2 separate regions of the Homo sapiens genome follow, and region 2 is linked to region 1. A link is a contact called in ENCODE Hi-C or POLR2A ChIA-PET data. All regions are on one chromosome and are shown on one strand. The core of a region is the stretch at or near the end of the contact, and the rest is flanking DNA. Distances in the headings are between cores, read along the strand shown.

What was found. A loop is a pair of places that touch in the nucleus more often than their neighbours do. ChIA-PET counts read pairs that join two places held with the same protein, here RNA polymerase II (POLR2A). Pooled maps may share reads with other maps.
Region 2: a loop to region 1 is called in a map of IMR-90, with 6 times the contacts of the local background. The contact joins two enhancer-like sites. A Hi-C loop is called at or near these places in 3 of 168 maps with a recorded cell type or tissue (IMR-90, PC-3 and mammary epithelial cell) and 4 of 50 pooled maps. POLR2A ChIA-PET finds 5 or more read pairs at or near these places in 3 of 52 experiments (AG04449, AG04450 and HepG2).

Annotation. Positions count from the first base shown.
Region 1 is chr5:98,107,615-98,112,237 of GRCh38, forward strand. All of the region lies in intron 3 of LINC01846 (long intergenic non-protein coding RNA 1846), which reads right to left. Among named protein-coding and RNA genes, the nearest start is that of LINC01846, 51 kb to the right of the region's middle. Within about 2 kb of position 2,082, at least 4 of the 41 ENCODE cell types and tissues checked have a DNase peak (open chromatin) inside an H3K27ac peak, as active enhancers do; they include IMR-90, PC-3 and mammary epithelial cell, where a contact is called at or near this core.
Region 2 is chr5:98,347,059-98,351,681 of GRCh38, forward strand. No RefSeq gene overlaps it. Among named protein-coding and RNA genes, the nearest start is that of LINC01846, 190 kb to the left of the region's middle. RefSeq lists a silencer at 2,587-2,881. Within about 2 kb of position 2,358, at least 3 of the 41 ENCODE cell types and tissues checked have a DNase peak (open chromatin) inside an H3K27ac peak, as active enhancers do; they include IMR-90, PC-3 and mammary epithelial cell, where a contact is called at or near this core.

The DNA.
Region 1 (4,623 bases), core at 832-3,331:
GACATTAGAAATTGAGGTGGGGATATAGAGAACATTAAAAGAAAGAGAATTTACTGCTGAGAATAGGGAAAAGGGTGGGAAGTGGCTATAAAATAATGATTGCTGCTTTCCATAAACCACATAAAAAACCCATCTCATTACCATATAGACATGGGTATACACACAGTAAAACCTTTGTAATACTGCATTTTAGAGGAAATGAGTTGCCAGCTAATGTCAAGTTATGGTTAATAAAGACTTAGTTCATGTTATCTCAGGTGGTATCCTTCTTGTACCTCCCTTATTCTCCCGTTAAAGTCTTAGTTAGACCTAAGGCATAAAAGCTCAGTGGTTATAGAAGTAAATCATTATTATTTATTTAAAGAGAAAAGACTTTAGTACAGCAGGGATCTACCTTCTCACTATTCATCAAAATGGTTACATGACAAAATGGGCCCGTTAACCTCCATGTTTCTTTCCTTTCAGCATCCTTATCAATGAATCCTTTGCAAATAGCTAGATTCATCTCATTAATTTTAGGAGAAAGGGATCAATACACATACATTTATCTTACATTATGTGTATATATTAGATTCCATAGCTATTGAAACAGATATATGACACTCTGAGGAAAAGCAAGGAATAAACACTAGAGCCACTCACTGATCTTTTAAAGTAGAGCTAAATATAGCTGTCCAACTTCCATGTCCTTGATCATTTAAATGTTAGTCCAAACTTCATGCAGTATGAAAGTAGATAATAGACATCTATATCTAATATACTTCCCCTAGTTCTTTTTAATTTTTGGTCTTCTCCTCTGAGTTGCATAGACCTTAAAAAATGTTGATGGTCCACTCTCCCCAGTGAGAATGCTGCTTTCATTGATCAAGCCCTTTTCAGCATAAAATTCTGTGCCAGAAGTGAGGATGCAAATGAGACACAAATGCTGCCCTTGAGGAGTCTGATATGCTAGCTTGAGGGACTGACTCTCAATTCTCTTTACCTAAACATCTGGGCCTAATACTGGCCCTTTAGAATAACTACTCTTTCCCATGTCCTCACAGCTTTGGTTCATCAGAACAGTTCTCATATTCTTCAAGCATGAGACAGTAAACTTTATGTTTGGGATTTGCGTTAGGGGAAGTGATGGTGCTGTGAGTCAGAAGTTCTTAAAGTTAAAAATATGACAAATTACTTAGATATCTAGAGCTTTTTAAAACATACATTCCTAACCCCAGTTTGATCCTTCTGAATTAGATTTTCCATACATGAAGCCTATGGGATTCTGGTGGGCAGTAGAAGATAAACTGTAATTTAAGTGAGGTTTTTATAAGCCAGCTTGGGATCAGGCAAAGATCAGGTGAATCATTCTTGATCTATATTTGTATTTTAATCTGTTTAAGAATTGTATGTAAAATACTTTAAAAGCTTGGACTGGGGAATCATTCATTGTCCAAGTGTGGGGTACATTTTCACATCAACTTTTCTGTTTCTGTTCTTATGCAATTATAAGTCCACATTATGCATAATAAATAGTGAAAGAATTTCCTCTGTCAGTATATTGCCATAGGTATTTCTGACAGATGCATGCAGACAGATGTGAAGTTTTTTTTTTTTTTTACCATATAAGCAAATATAATCACATTACATATTTTGTACAGAATCAATCTGATTGTATGTTAAACAAATATATGCAGTGTATGTTTAGTCAGAGGGTCTTAGGAATATATCCAGAGACAACTGGAAAATTTTTGTTCATAAACAAAAATTTTTACCACCAGCTCCAGTGAAACATTTCAAAGGGATCCATGTGTGCTAAATGCAAATTGTACCTTCATTTGGAATTGTATTCAATCTTTAAAGTCCATGTAGCCTCAGAAAGCCCATCTTTCGTCCATGCAAGCCTTGGGATGTGTTTAAGGCATTACAGGTAGAGTGCCAGAGCCACCTGACCTTGCTGCTTTCCAATCCTCTTCCTTCCCCCGCCTTCAGAGCAGAGAGTACCAGCCTAGTAGACTGGCACAGGCAGCCTGAGCCACGCTAGCCTCTATGTGGTGTGCTCTGTGAGCCTTAGTTGGAGAGGTTCTGGCTCCTTCTGTCACATATGATTCTGTGGTTTTGAACATCAGCTTTTTTTCCTTTTCCACTTTTTCCCTAGTGCTCCAGACTTTTTTTGTGCAGAAAGCAGCCTCTCACATCATCCTGCATTAATCATCATATACCCCTCAAATCAAAAGTGGAAAAGACCCAGTGATTCAGTCATCTGTTTGCTAACAGTAATCTTTTTGTGGGTTTGTGTGTCTGTGTCCTTTGTTAAGTTCTGTTTTAAAAGAATACAGGCTCCCAGACTGCTGGGGTGTGGTGTGCTTGCAGTAACCTCTCTGTGAGATGCTCCAGAGAGAAAGGCTTCCCAGTGAAAACACTAGACTCAGAGTTGTCTTCAACTCACATAGCCCATGACCCTGAAAAAAAAAAAAAAAAGAAAGAAAGAAAAAGAAGAAGAAAAGAAGCTCTTTTTGGAGCACATTTTTTCTCATCATTAAAGTGAAGAAATAGAACCAGATTGTCTTTAAAGTTCTCATTATTTTATCTTTCTATGGCTCCTTCTAGGAAGTTTGTCTTCTCTAATTTGGCTTAGATACCATATATTTTATTTAGTCATCATTTTTTCCCTATATCTTTATTTATCTGAGTGACGATGTCATCTTTCCTCAGGGCTGGGTGGTTTCTATTCACATCTTTTGCAGACTGATTGCAAAATTATCCTTAAGGGAACACAAGCATCGACCAGCATTTATAAATCCCTGGCAGCACACCACAGATGGTTAATGAAATAAAATGCATTATCTCATAGGCTTAGCTAATCTCAAAGTTATGGACCATCTCTGGATGTGAGGACTTAATATGGAGGCAAGCTGTAGAGTGACAAATTAAAGCTGATAAGATTGCTGCTCTGCCTCATCCTCCAAATATTCATAAACTTTGAGCCGACTCTCTCACAGGAAGCAGGGATCACTACGGAGCTATGCTACATATTGCACTTGCTTGATAAACATGCATGAACATGAAATATAGGAAATACTAGGCACAGTTACCATCACCTGTTGCTCAAAGTAAAATTAAGAAAAAAGCTGGGTTCAGAAATGTTTACTTTAATCTAATTATACAGTGTGTTCAAATTTGTCTCACTTAAGAACTAGCTAAGCAGTGGTCTCCAACCTTTTTGGCACCAGAGACCAGTTTCGTGGAAGACAATTTTTCCATGGATGGGAAGGATTTGTTGGGCGGGGTGGGGGGAGGGTTGTGGGGAATGGTTTTGGAAAGTGTTCCACCTCAGATCATCAGATATTCTCATAGGTGCACAATCTAGATCCCTCACATGCCCAGTTGGAATACAGGGTAGAAGCTACTATTGAGAATCTCATGCTGCTGCTGATCTAATCTGACAGAAGGAGGAGCTTAGGTGGTAATGCTGGCTCGCCCACCACTCATCTCCTGCTGTGTGGCCTGGTTTATAACAGACCATGGAGGGTACCAGTCTGCGGCCTGATGGTTGGGGAACCCCTGAGCTAAGGGACTGATAGAAACATTTTATAAGTAAAATTAATTAAACGCATACACACACAAATAGTTATTTTTAAAAAATAGTACACAAATATTATCAGCTTGTTGATCCCAAATGTAAAAGAAAATCCTCAAATGTTTACATAATTAAAGAAATGATCACTATCTTTATTGAATTTTCACATGCTCTTACCATTCTTAGCTTAATCTGGTAAGAATGAGGTCATAGCAAATTCTTTGGGTAGTGAATTCTAGGTCTCCAGATTTGTAGTAAAATAAGGTACATAAAGTAGACAAAGAGAAACAAAAATGCATTTTAGTTTGGTTCCTTTTTCCTCATTTACTTGAAATACAAATATATATCTATGAATAATCACATATAATTTCTCCTAATATTCCATAAATATAAATTACAATTTCTAAGGATTGAATATTTAATAACAGTCTTTTCAAAATGATAAAGCAAGCACATAATCTTGTTCTTGTTTATTGTAGCAAATGTCAGAGCAGTTTACTGCAGAAATTAAATTGTTATTTATTTTGACTGTTGGGTTAAACAATTCTCTCATTAGGGGAAAAATATACTGCTAAAATAAGTGATAGTTATATGAAGAATTAGATAAGCATTAGTGGAAAAAACCCACCAGTGTCTCTGTTTCCTTAGCAGAACAGGCTATACAGTGTTGCAGCAAGACAGACATCCTCACATAGCAGAGGTGCTAGGGACAGCATCCCTATAGGCAACTACTGGAACTTCTCTAATGTACTTGTAGTTTGCAGATTCTCTGGTTACACTAGCCCTTGCTAACATTGTTCTTCTTTGAATTTGATTAGTCTGAGTTCATTCATGATTCTGTAACCATGTGAGTGGAAAGGGAAACAGGGCTCTCTGCTGCCATATTGCTTGGTTTTCATGCCTAGATTCAAGAATTCTTGAACGTGCATTGGACACAGATCACTCATGGATGCTTTCCACAGCAAATGATTAGCTTCTTACAAATAATTTAAAAGCATTGAGATTGTAATATTTCTTTGGTTTTGTCCTTAAATTTTATATATAACTATTTTATCACATTTACT
Region 2 (4,623 bases), core at 1,108-3,607, 240 kb after region 1:
TTGGAAAACTGACACAAGACAGGGATGCCCTCTCTCACCACTCCTATTCAACATAGTGTTGGAAGTTCTGGCCAGGGCAATTAGGCAGGAGAAGGAAATAAAGGGTATTCAATTAGGAAAAGAGGAAGTCAAATTGTCCCTGTTGGCAGATGACATGATTGTACATCTAGAAAACCCCATTGTCTCAGCCCAAATCTCCTTAAGCTGATAAGCAACTTCAGCAAAGTCTCAGGATACAAAATCAATGTACAAAAATCACAAGTATTCTTATACACCAATAACAGACAAACAGAGAGCCAAATCAGGAGTGAACTCCCATTCACAATTGCTTCAAAGAGAATAAAATACCTAGGAATCCAACTTACAAGGGACATGAAGGATCTCTTCAAGGAGAACTACAAACCACTGCTCAATGAAATAAAAGAGGATACAAAGAAATGGAAGAACATTCCATGCTCATGGGTAGGAAGAGTCAATATCATGAAAATGGCCATACTGCCCAAGGGAATTTATAGATTCAATGCCATCCCCATCAAGATACCAATGACTTTCTTCACAGAACTGGAAAAAACTACTTTAAAGTTCATATGGAACCAAAAAGCAGCCCGCATCACCAAGTCAATCCTAAGCCAAAAGAACAAAGCTGGAGGCATCACACTACCTGACTTCAAACTATACTACAAGGCTACAGTAAGCAAAACAGCATGATACTGGTAACAAAACAGAGATATAGATCAATGGAACAGAACAGAGCACCCAGAAATAACACCACATATCTACAACTATCTGATCTTTGACAAACCTGAGAAAAACAAACAATGGGGAAAGGATTCCCTATTTAATAAATGGTGCTGGGAAAACTGGCTAGCCATATGTAGAAAGCTGAAACTGGATCCCTTCCTTACACCTTATACAAAAATTAATTCAAGAAGGATTAAAGACTTACATGTTAGACCTAAAACCACAAAAACCCTAGAAGAAAACCTAGGCATTACCATTCAGAACATAGGCATGGGTAAGGACTTCATGTCTAAAACACCAAAAGCAATGGCAACAAAAGCCAAAATTGACAAATGGGATCTAATTAAATTAAAGAGCCTCTGCACAGCAAAAGAAACTACCATCAGAGTGAACAGGCAACCTACAAAATGGGAGAAAATTTTCGCAACCTACTCATCTGACAAAGGGCTAATATCCAGAATCTACGATGAACTCAAACAAATTTATAAGGGAAAAAGCAAACAACCCCATCAAAAAATGGGCAAAGGACATGAACAGACACTTCTCAAAAGAAGACATTTATGCAGCCAAAAAACACATGAAAAAATGCTCACCATCACCGGCCATCAGAGAAATGCAAATTAAAACCACAATGAGATATCATCTCACACCAGTTAGAATGGCGATCATTCAAAAGTCAGGAAACAACAGGTGCTGGAGAGGATGTGGAGAAATAGGAACACTTTTACACTGTTGGTGGGACTGTAAACTAGTTCAACCATTGTGGAAGTCAGTGTGGCGATTTCTCAGAGATCTAGAACTAGAAATACCATTTGACCCAGCCATCCCATTACTGGGTATATACCCAAAAGACTATAAATCATGCTGCTATAAGGACTCATGCACACGTATGTTTATTGCGGCACTATTCACAATAGGAAAGACTTGGAACCAACCCAAATGTCCAACAATGATAGGCTAGATTAAGAAAATGTGGCACATATACACCATGGAATACTATGCAGCCATAAAAAATGATGAGTTCATGTCCTTTGTAGGGACATGGATGAAATTGGAAATCATCATTCTCAGTAAACTATCGCAGGAACAAAAAACCAAACACCACATGTTCTCACTCATAGGTGGGAATTGAACAATGAGAACACATGGACACAGGAAGGGGAACATCACACACCGGGGACTGTTGTGGGGTAGGGTGAAGGGGGTGGGATAGCATTAGGAGATATACCTAATGCTAAATGACGAGTTAATGGGTGCAGCACACCAGCATGGCACATGTATACATATGTAACTAACCTGCACATTGTGCACATGTACCCTAAAACTTAAAGTGTAATAATAATAAAATAAAAAATTTTTTAAAATATATCAGACAAAAAAAAAAAAAGATCACTTGAGCCCAGGAGTTCAAGACTGTGGTGCCCTATAGTCATAATTCCAATTCGAAAATGGTGGCATAGAAACAAGCTGGCTTCGCTCCCTTTTACAGAAAACCAAAAACAAATATATAGCACCAAGATGATCACCAGCAATATCCTAGAACACAAATATGAGGATGAATCAGTTCCTGGAGCCAAAGAGAAGTAAAAAAAACTCCAGCAGACGGTAAGAGAGCCATATATTCATGACAATGACACCCCTCCCTGGAATCTGCCCTGCCCCAAGTATGTGGAAAATGTTGATTGACTCTCAGTTTCCACACTGGAGAAAGTGAGACTGAGGTTGACAGTCAGCTTCTCTACTTTCTTATGTTCCCTGACAGGAGACCTGTCCCTACCTCAAACTGTGGGAAGCATGGTGAGTGCCTAAAAGGAGAAACATCTCTGAGGACAGCCAAAGACAAAGTAGAGAGGCAGGACTAACATCCTGAATGCTAGAAACTGCTCTGTAATTCAGCCAAATGACATGCCAAATCGGAGTGGCTGCTTAGCAGTACCATGCTGTAGGAGGTACATTCCACGGGGCCCCTGAGCACAAATTACAGCCAGCCGTTCCACACTGCCAGGATATCCCCTTTGGGACCTCCCCTATTTCTGATGATCAGTCTCTGATAATTTGCTAGAGCAAAGGCAAACATGGGCTTAAAGTGCCATCTAGTGCTGAAAAGGAGGCACTGACCTAGCGGAAAAAAGTATAAGAAATTCAACAGGTAAATTATGAAGAATCTCTAAGTAAACATAGCCAATAAAAACCAAAACAAGCCAGGCAGAGAAAACTGGAATGAATAACTGTTAAATGCAAAGACATAGATGTACATTCACACACACACACACAAAAAAAAAACAGCGAAAAGGAAACCATGACCTCTCCAAACAGACAAAGCAAGGAACCAGTGACTGACCCTAACAAGACTGTTACATGAGCTCTCTGTCCAATAATTCAAAATAGGAGTTTGAAAGAAACTTAGTGCTCTCCAAGATAACACATAAAAGCAATTTATAAATTTATCAGATAAATTTTACAAGGAGATTGAAATAATAACAAAAGATCAAACAAAAATCTTGGAACTGAGAAACACATTTGCTGAATTCAAAAATTCATTGAAGGCTCTTTACAGCAGAATGTACCAAGCAGAGGAAAGAATCAGTGCTCCCAAAGACAGGCTGTTTAGAAGTACACAGTCACAGGAGAAATAACAAAAAAATAAAGTCAAAAGGAATAAAGACTACCTATAAGATATAGAAAATTACCTCAAAAGACAAAATCTAAGAATTACTAGTATTCAAAAGGCAGCTGAGCAAAAGAACAAGGTAGAACACTTACTCAAAAAATAATAACAGAAAAGTTTCCAAAACTTGAGAAAGAAATAAAAGTTCACGTATAGGAAGGACAGAGAACATCAAATAGGACTACGCCAAGACATATAATAATTAAACTCTCGAAGGCCAAAGACAATGAGAGGATCCTAAAAAGCAGCAGGAGAAAAAAAGCAAACAACATGTAAAGAAATGCCAATCATCTGATGACAGACTTCTCAGTGGAAACCACACAGGCCAGGAGGGAGCAGAATATTTTCAAAGTGTTGAAAAGAAAACAAAAAACAAAAAACAAAAAACAAAACCTGCCATTCAAAAACACTTTATCCAGCAAAGCTATCATTCAAATAAGGAGTCACAAAGTCTTTCCTAGGCAAACAAAAGCTAAGAGAATTCATCACCACCAGACTTACCTCACAAAAAATGGTAAAGGGAACTCTTCAATCTGAACAAAAAAAAAATACTAATGCGAAAAAAGAAAATATTTAAAGGTACAAAATCCACTGGTAAAATTAAGTACAAAATCATCCCCAGAATACTCCAATTCTGTAATTTTAGTGTGCAATCCACCCATAACTCTAGCATGAAGCCTAAAAGATAAATACATATAAAATAATATTAGCTCCAGAAACTTAAGAGATAGGCAATAAAAAATGTAAATTGAGACAACCAAAATCAAAATGTGGGATGATAGAGTCAAAATATAAAGATTGTTTTTAGTTTTTTATTTGTTTGCTTGTTTTTACTCTTTTTTGTGTTATCTAATACAAGTTGTCATCTCTTTAAAATAATTTGTTATATCTATAAGATATTTCACATAAGCTTCATGGTAACCACAATGCAAAAACCTATAATAGATACATTAAAAGTAAAAATCAACAAATTAAAACATACTACAAGTAAAAAAATCAATTAACAACAAAAGATGACAGGAAGAAAGAGAGAGAGGAGCTACAACACAACCAGAAAACAAGCAATGAAATGGCAGTAGTAAGGCCTTACTTATCAATAATAATGCTGAATGTAAATGGACTCAATTTTCCAATTAAAAATATAGAGTGACTAAATGAATAAAAAAGCAAGATCCAACTAAATTCTGCCTATAGGAAACCTCACCTATAAAATC